2 separate regions of the Homo sapiens genome follow, and region 1 is linked to region 2. Evidence: read pairs that join two places in POLR2A ChIA-PET (ENCODE). Cell type or tissue: GM12878. All regions are shown on one strand.

Evidence for each region. ChIA-PET counts read pairs that join two places held together with the same protein. Peaks named below come from ENCODE experiments on the same cell type or tissue, not always from the same donor. Only the 100,000 strongest peaks of a DNase experiment are listed, where the experiment ranks them.
Region 1: POLR2A ChIA-PET joins it to region 2 with 5 read pairs; 2 of 35 experiments call an interaction of 5 or more read pairs at or near these places.

The regions. Positions count from the first base shown.
Region 1 is chr15:100,836,686-100,840,685 of GRCh38, forward strand. No RefSeq gene overlaps it. Among named protein-coding and RNA genes, the nearest start is that of GCAWKR, 11 kb to the right of the region's middle. In GM12878, no CTCF peak of the experiment used is centred here; no DNase peak of the experiment used is centred here.
Region 2 is chr15:101,200,539-101,204,538 of GRCh38, forward strand. All of the region lies in intron 2 of CHSY1 (chondroitin sulfate synthase 1), which reads right to left. Among named protein-coding and RNA genes, the nearest start is that of CHSY1, 50 kb to the right of the region's middle. In GM12878, no CTCF peak of the experiment used is centred here; no DNase peak of the experiment used is centred here; H3K4me3 peaks cover 517 bases; H3K27ac peaks cover 760 bases.

The DNA.
Region 1 (4,000 bases), 360 kb before region 2:
AGGGCTGGCACGGAAGATGTGGACAGCTATCAGCCAAGCGAAACAACTAGAAAAGACCCACCACATTGGACAGGGTGGAAAATGGCAAATGGTATGGGCAATGGAACCACATGAATCCCTTGAGAATCATATCATTTTCATCAGATTGAGTCATGTGGGAAGATTTGGGGGAACAAGTCAAAATCCATTACTTCAGGAAGCATTCAAGGCTAAAGTCAGTTTTATAGGTTATGTGTGAATATTCTTAAAATCCACGTTGGGTTTTGTATGCTTTATTATTTCTGAATAATTTGAAGCAACGCCTTACCTTTGAGACACTTGGCAGAGCAGGGCAGCATCCCAGCTTGCAGAACTTTTGGAGAGGATCTTGGCCTCTACAGAGGCCACACAGAAAGACGAGGGATGGAGCATGGCCACTCCGAAGGCCAAGGGTGTGGAAGTATTTCGTGTCTAGCAGAGGTGATACCACTCAGGAATTGGTCGGGGGGCAACCTTATCTGCCCGGAAGTTGTTGGCTAGATTTTCAATCAGCTAAAAATGGGGCTGCAAATGCTGACACACACCCCCTCCCTTAATCATGTAAGTGATACCCTCCTGCATTGAACTAAAGGGTCCCTATTATTTCTGATGGGGACTTCATCAGCATCTTAGGTTAGTAGTGGGACTGGGGATTCTTGGCTTCCTAAGATGTGACATTCACAGATTTAGGAGCATATTTCATCATCATTCCTTTCTCCCCTTTATGTCCTATATGTCTCTATCATTATACTTCTTTATTCTAAATTTTCATTGAACCTAAACAACTTCTAACTATACAACCTCCCAAAGAGACATGATCTAATTGTATAGCTCCTTTCACTTAACTGAAAGTCCAATGCAACCTCTGATAAATTATGAAAGTAAAATCAAATAAGCTAGGAAAAGAAGTCTGAACTTTTTAAAGTGTGGGAAGATATGGCAGAAATGAAGATAAAGAATTTTACTGTATGTCTGCTTTTGTTTTGCAAGTATTCATGATCAAATAAAAATATTCATAGAGAAAAAAATGACAGTGGTTACTCACTGTAAGGACTTGTTCAAAAATAAAAATAACCAATCTAGCGAGTGTTACTTTTAAAAGCAACAGATCCCTAAAAACTTTTAAATTTTCTCTTATACAGAACTCAGGTCCAAAATAAAATAGAAAACAGAACTGCAGAATATTATGAAATAAAAATAATACAAAAACATTTATCAGAAGCTATATGATATAGCTAAAGCAATATGTTGAGGGAATTTCATAGCTTTAAGTACTTAAATTAACAGTATATACACTCAACTAAAAAAAAGTACTGGGAGTGGTGGCTCACACCTGTAATCCCAGCACTTTGGGAGGCTGAGGTGGGTGGATTACCTGAGGTCAGGCGTTCGAGACCAGCCTGGCCAACGTGGTGAAACCCCATCTCTACTAAAAATACAAAAATTAGCTTGGCATCGTGGCACATGCCAGTAATCCCAGCTACAAGGGAGGCTGAGGCAGGAGAGTCTCTTGAACCTGGGAGGCGGAAGTTGCAGTGAGCCAAGATCACGCCACTGCGCTCCAACCTGGGCAACAGAGTGAGACCCGGTCTCAAAAAAAAAAAAAAAAAAAAAAAAAATTAAGGCAAGACAAATAAAATAAATTTGAGAAAATTGCAGGGAGAGATAATAAATATAAAAGGAGAAAAATTAACCAAATCAAGGAAAATGGCAGAAAACCACAAAAAGAAAAAAAAATAGGTATGAAATCGGAAAATTCTCAGCTGCAAGGAAAATTTTAAAATAATAAATGATTACCCTGCTCAATTTTGCAGAAATAAATATGAAAACCTCATGGTTTTCTAATAAGATATAAGTTACTAAATACAGAAATGAAAAGAGAGAAATAGAAACAGAGTAGTTCACATAGCAGAGACTTCAAGGGAGCACTCAGCGCAGTTGATTTTGTAAACGGATTTCATCAACCATCCAAAATGCTGATACCGCCAATGTTATTGAAACTGCTATGAATAATGAAGAAGGAAATCTTACGAAGTATGTTTTATTTCAGAACTTTTATTTTTGAATACTTTTAGATTTACAGAAGACTTGCAAAGATAATACAGGGAGTTTCCATACAGCCTTCTCCCAGCTTTCCGTACTGGTAATGTATTCTATAACCAGAGTACATTTGTCAAAACTAAGAAACTATTAATGGTACAGAACTATTAACTAACCTACAGATTTTATTTGGATTTCACCCATTCTTTTTCCACTGATGATCCTTTTCTGTTCCCAGATTCAATCCAAGATATTGTGCTCCATTTAACCAATTATTTTTATGAATAAAAATGTGTGTGTATATATATATATATGTATATATATATACACACACACAGAGAGAGATAACAACATTTGAGAATGCCTCCCAAAAGAAAAATATAAACCAATCTCACCCATGAACATAGTTAAAAAAAACTCTAATCCAACCATGCTTTAAAAGAAAAATCCACCATAGCCAACATGGAGTTCAATCTAAGATGGGAAAATGCCCCAAAGTAGGAAATCTACTAATATAACATGGAGTAGGTGAAAAGAGAAAAACTACATTAGTTTGTCCATAGATTTAGAAAAGGCATTAAGTTCGGCTGGATGTGGTGGCTCATGCCTGTAATCCCAGCACTTTGGGAGGCAGAGGCGGGCAGATCACCTGAGGTCAGGAGTTCGAGACCAGGCTGGCAAACATGGTGAAACCCCTCTCTACTAATAATACAAAAAAATTAGCCAGGCATGGTGGTGGGCGCCTGTTATCCCAGCTACTAGGGAGGCCAAGGCAGGAGAATTGCTTGAACCCAGGAGGTGGAGGTTGCAGTGAGCCAAGATCTTACCACTGCACTCTAGCCTGGGTGACAGAGCGAGAACCATCTCAAAAAAAAAAAAAAAAAAAAAAAAGAAAAGAAAACAAAAGAAAAAGCATTAAGTTCAACACAATTCACATTTAATGTCTTAATAAAATAGGAACGTACTCATTTATCATGATTTTACACACATGTGCAGGTGCCGGAATTGTGTTTAATGACAAAATATTTCTACTGAAGTCAAGAAAGAGATCAAGATGCTCACAATTACCACAACAATTCTAAATTGTATTTGAATTACTCATTAATATAATTAGACAAGAGAAAAAAATGCAAAAAAAATTGAGAAGGAAGTAAATGTTTTATTATTTGCAGATCATACAATAGTATGCCTCAAATACACACTCACACAGGAGAATCAACTGAAAAACTGTTGTAAACAATTAAGAGACTTAGTAAGATCCCTGGTGACAAAATTAAACAAAAATTAGTAGCTTCTCATGTGCAAGCAGCAACTCACTAGAAAATATAATGGAAGAAAAGAGTAAAAAAAAAAGAATATCTGGGACTATAATTTTTAAGAAATACACATGTCCTATATAAATATACTTTATAAATGATACCAAAAGACAAGAGAAGACTAAAATATGGGGGAACTACTTTATTATTGGGTAGAAAACATCAGTGTTGTAAATGCTGAAAATAATTCTGCCTAAACTAATGTGATCTCAATAAAAATATCAATAGGATCTCCTCCTTTTTTAACTACACAAGCTAAAGAAAAATTCACGCAGAAAAAAATAAACATTTGATCATTTCCAGAAAAACTGTGAAAACTCAAAAGAGCAATAATTTAAAGAGAGCAATAATTTAAAAATATTGTAGAGCTGTAGTTTGGTTTTCATGTGTGAACAGTCAAAAAGATCAATGGAATCATGCAGTGAGTAAAGAAACAGGCCAAATGCATATAACAATTTGATGTATGATCCAACTGTATTTCAGGCTGGGTGCAGTGGCTCATGCCTGTAATCTCAACACTTTGGGAAGCTGAGGCAGGAGGATTGCTTGAGCCTAGGAGTTTGAGACAAGCCTGGGTAACATAGGTAGATACCATCTCTATAAATAATTTTTAAAAATTAGCTGGT
Region 2 (4,000 bases):
CTGTTCTTAAGTACCATGAAAGATGCACTGACTAAGAACACCTGCCAGCCCCTGCACCCCCAGATGGGTCAGGGACCAGACTCTTCCAGATGCAGCTCCCGAGTCTCTCCGATGTACCCACTCTTCTGCAGCCCGCAAGCAAGCCTCTCAGCTATGATTCTCTTCATTTCTTACCTGGCTGTTGCAGAAATCTCTTAGGTCTCCTCTGCCCCAGCCTCACCTTGCTCTGAACCTGTCGGGGTGGTCTTTCAATATGGAACCCTGGTCATGTTGCTTGCTGGGAATAATTCGACCCACCCCAACTGCTCTGCATACCCCTTAGGTCTCCTCACATTCCAGCCACCCCTCCTCCCTCTGCCAGGTCTCATGTTGCCAGGCCACAGTTCTGTGGATGAGGCAGGAGGTTCTCCCTCGCCATGTGTGCGAAGTCAGCCACCCTGGGTAAATCCTGTCCCCCTTCCCTGCCTGAGCCAGGGTCTGTGGGAGCCTGTACACCTTCTGAAACACAATATCCAATATCCCACTGCCCACTGCCCTCCCAGGGCAACCCAGAGTGTGTCTATAGGTGGGGGCGGTGCGGGGGGAGGTGGTCGGGGGTGGCGGGGCAAGCCAGAGAGAGAATGTGAAATCTCCTTTAATTCCTCTTAGAGAACAGTGATTCCCCACAAATGGGTATAGAGTAGAATCATCTGAGATTGTAATGCATGTCTGGCAAAAATCCACTACATAAAGAAAATAATGAATAATGAGGCTGGTGGTTAAAGAAGGAGTTGCCTATTACTCCCCCGACCCTCAGCCTTCCGTGAATATCAACGTTAAGGCATCCTGGCAGGAGGAACCACCAAACGTCCTATAGAACAAGGTGGGGACGAGTGAGCAGAAGAGAAAGGCTCACATGAGAAAGATGCCTAAGAACAAGGAGGAAGCCAATGAGCCCGCCCAGCCTAACTCCTTCCCATCCTTCTGGGGCTGGTCTGACCCATCTGATTGGTGGAGCGGCAGGGCTGCCTTTCCAGCAGGCGGTTGGGCAGTGGGGTGGGAGGAGAGGAGGCAGGAAGACTCCAAGAGGAGTTAAATCTTAGCTAGGGCTGCAGCTGTGAGTCACTGGATGGCAGGATGACAGAGGTTGCAAGTACCAGCAGCAGGGAAGAAACACAGACAGGCGTTCCCTGGCAGCTCTGGTGGCCCTGGGCTGGTAGGGGCTGCCCTTCTTTCATTCCAGCCAGTGTTTCTTAGAGAGATCAGCCTAACCAGATGGAAAGGAAGGCTGTTACCTTCCACCTTTCCTGAACTGTGTTCAAAGAGAACTGGAGGCTGCCTTCATGTTCTCCCAGTAGGTGTCCAGGAGGGGGTTAGAAGGAATCTCAGGCCAGCAGCAAGCCAGCCAGGGAAGGGCCCACTACAGCAGCTAAGGAGGACAACCCTCAGCCCTCAACACACTTCAGCTTTCAATCGGGGCTAAATTATGGGACAGACTGCATTCCATGAGCTTTAGCAATTTCAGAAGCTGCTGATGACAAGCTCTGGTCCTATCAAGCTTGCCAGGGTGGAAGCAGCAGGAGGGGCAGTGGGATGTCAGACACAGCAGAGGCTGCAGGGAAGGATGGAGGGCATTTCTGCAGGGGGGGCAGTGGGATCTCAGACACAGCAGAGGCTGCAGGGGAGGATGGAGGGCATTTCTGCAGGAGGGGCAGTGGGATCTCAGACACAGCAGAGGCTGCAGGGGAGGATGGAGGGCATTTCTGCAGGGGGGGCAGTGGGATCTCAGACACAGCAGAGGCTGCAGGGGAGGATGGAGGGCATTTCTGCAGGAGGGGCAGTGGGATCTCAGACACAGCAGAGGCTGCAGGGGAGGATGGAGGGCATTTCTGCAGGAGGGGCAGTGGGATCTCAGACACAGCAGAGGCTGCAGGGAAGGATGGAGCGCATTTCTGCAGGAGGGGCAGTGGGATCTCAGACACAGCAGAGGCTGCAGGGAAGGATGGAGGGCATTTCTGCAGGGGGGGCAGTGGGATCTCAGACACAGCAGAGGCTGCAGGGGAGGATGGAGGGCATTTCTGCAGGAGGGGCAGTGGGATCTCAGACACAGCAGAGGCTGCAGGGGAGGATGGAGGGCATTTCTGACCCCTTGCAGCACTCACTGGTAAACATGGAATAAGGTGACTCTCATTTAGGATTTTTTTTAACTTTAAAAGGCTAACATATAAATAGTAGTTTGCAAATTTAGGGATTTTGGGAGAGGTGGTTAAGACTAAAAGATTATAAAATGAGGACTAATAACTTAAAAGCCATTATGTAATGGTAATCAAACAAGAAAAAAAATATTTTACCATCATGAACCAGCTATAATTTGGGGAGTATAACATGGTCTTTGGGTTTTATGCTGGATGTAGACCTAAATTCCACATTTCTTAAAATCCAATCTGCACTGCTATAGAGAGGTTACTTGTTTCCAGAGAAAAACATTACTAGTGCTGGTTAGCATATAAAAATAAAAATGTGACAATGGGATTCAGTAACGGCTATTTTCAAGTAAACAAACAAGAAAACAACCACAAATCAATTTTATTAACAACTGATTGCACCTAAAGCCAAGCTTTAAAGTAGAAATGCACTGGGTTGCAGAAACCACAAACCCCTGAAATAGGGGGGGTGAGGGAGTATAAAGGCAGCGTGGGCGCCCACAGCACAGCCAGTAGACCCTGTCCACAGTCCTGACAGGCATGGACCTTCTCCCTTTAGGCAGCCCACTCCACAGGTCAAGGCCACACATCCAAGTGTGCAGGAGGATAGAGGAAAAGAGACACACTAATTTCAATACAAAGGCTTCCCACAACTACAGTCATTCAAACTACTTCTAAGAATGGAGAAACAGAATTCTTCTAAGAATTACCAAAAGCCCCCATATACGGCTGCTCAACAATATCATCATTTGACAAACATCATTAATTCAAGTAAAAATCATGTGGATGATTAACTCATCATTAACTCAAGTAAAAATTAGTGGATGATGCTTACAGGAGGAATAGGATATCTCATGGCCTCAAAATATTTCCCTATAAGGTATTTATTAAATAACAAAGGCAAAAGTAGTGATTTTTACAGAGGAGAATCGTGGCAAGAGATCAAAGTTAACACTGCCTGTATGGATCATACACCGAAATCATGTGCTCCTGATGTGAGGCACTGAGGACACATCACGTAGCCTGGGGAAACATCAGATAAACCCAGACTGAAGGACAAATAACTACAAAATAACTCATCTGTACTTTTCAACAACGTCAAGGTCATGAACAGCAAAGACAAGGTCAAGGTTAAAGGGCACTTAAAGAGACATACCATATAAATGCTGCATGTGACCCTAGACTACACTCTGGAACACCTCAAGTTCTTTATTTTGCTATGAAGGACATTACTGGGACAACTGACAGAATATGACTAAACTCTGTAGATTACATAACTGTGCTGTATCAACGTTAATTTCCCTGATTTTGATTACTGCGTTGTGTTTATGTCAATGAATGACCTTGTTCTTAGGAAATACATACTGATTTAAGGGCAAAAAGAGCATTATATCTGCAACTTCCAAATGGTTCAGAAAAAACTAATGTAGGCCGGGCACAGTGGCTCACACCTGTAAATCCCAGCATTTTAGGAGGCCGAGGTGGGTGGATCAGCTGAGGTCAGGAGTTCGAGACTAGCCTGGCCAATATGGCGAAACCCCATCTCTACTAAAAATACAAAAATTAGCTGGGCGTGGTGGCGTGCACCTGTAATCCCAGCTACTCGGGAGGGTGAGGCAGGAGAATCACTTGAACCCGGGAGATGGAGGGTGCAGTGAGTCGAGATCGTGCCATTGCACTCTAGACTGGGCAGTAAGAGCGAAACTCCATCTCAAATAATAATAATAATAATAATAATAATAATAATAATGTACACTTATAGAGAAAATGATAAAGCTGATGTGGTAAATATTAATAATCAGGGAATTTGGGTGAAA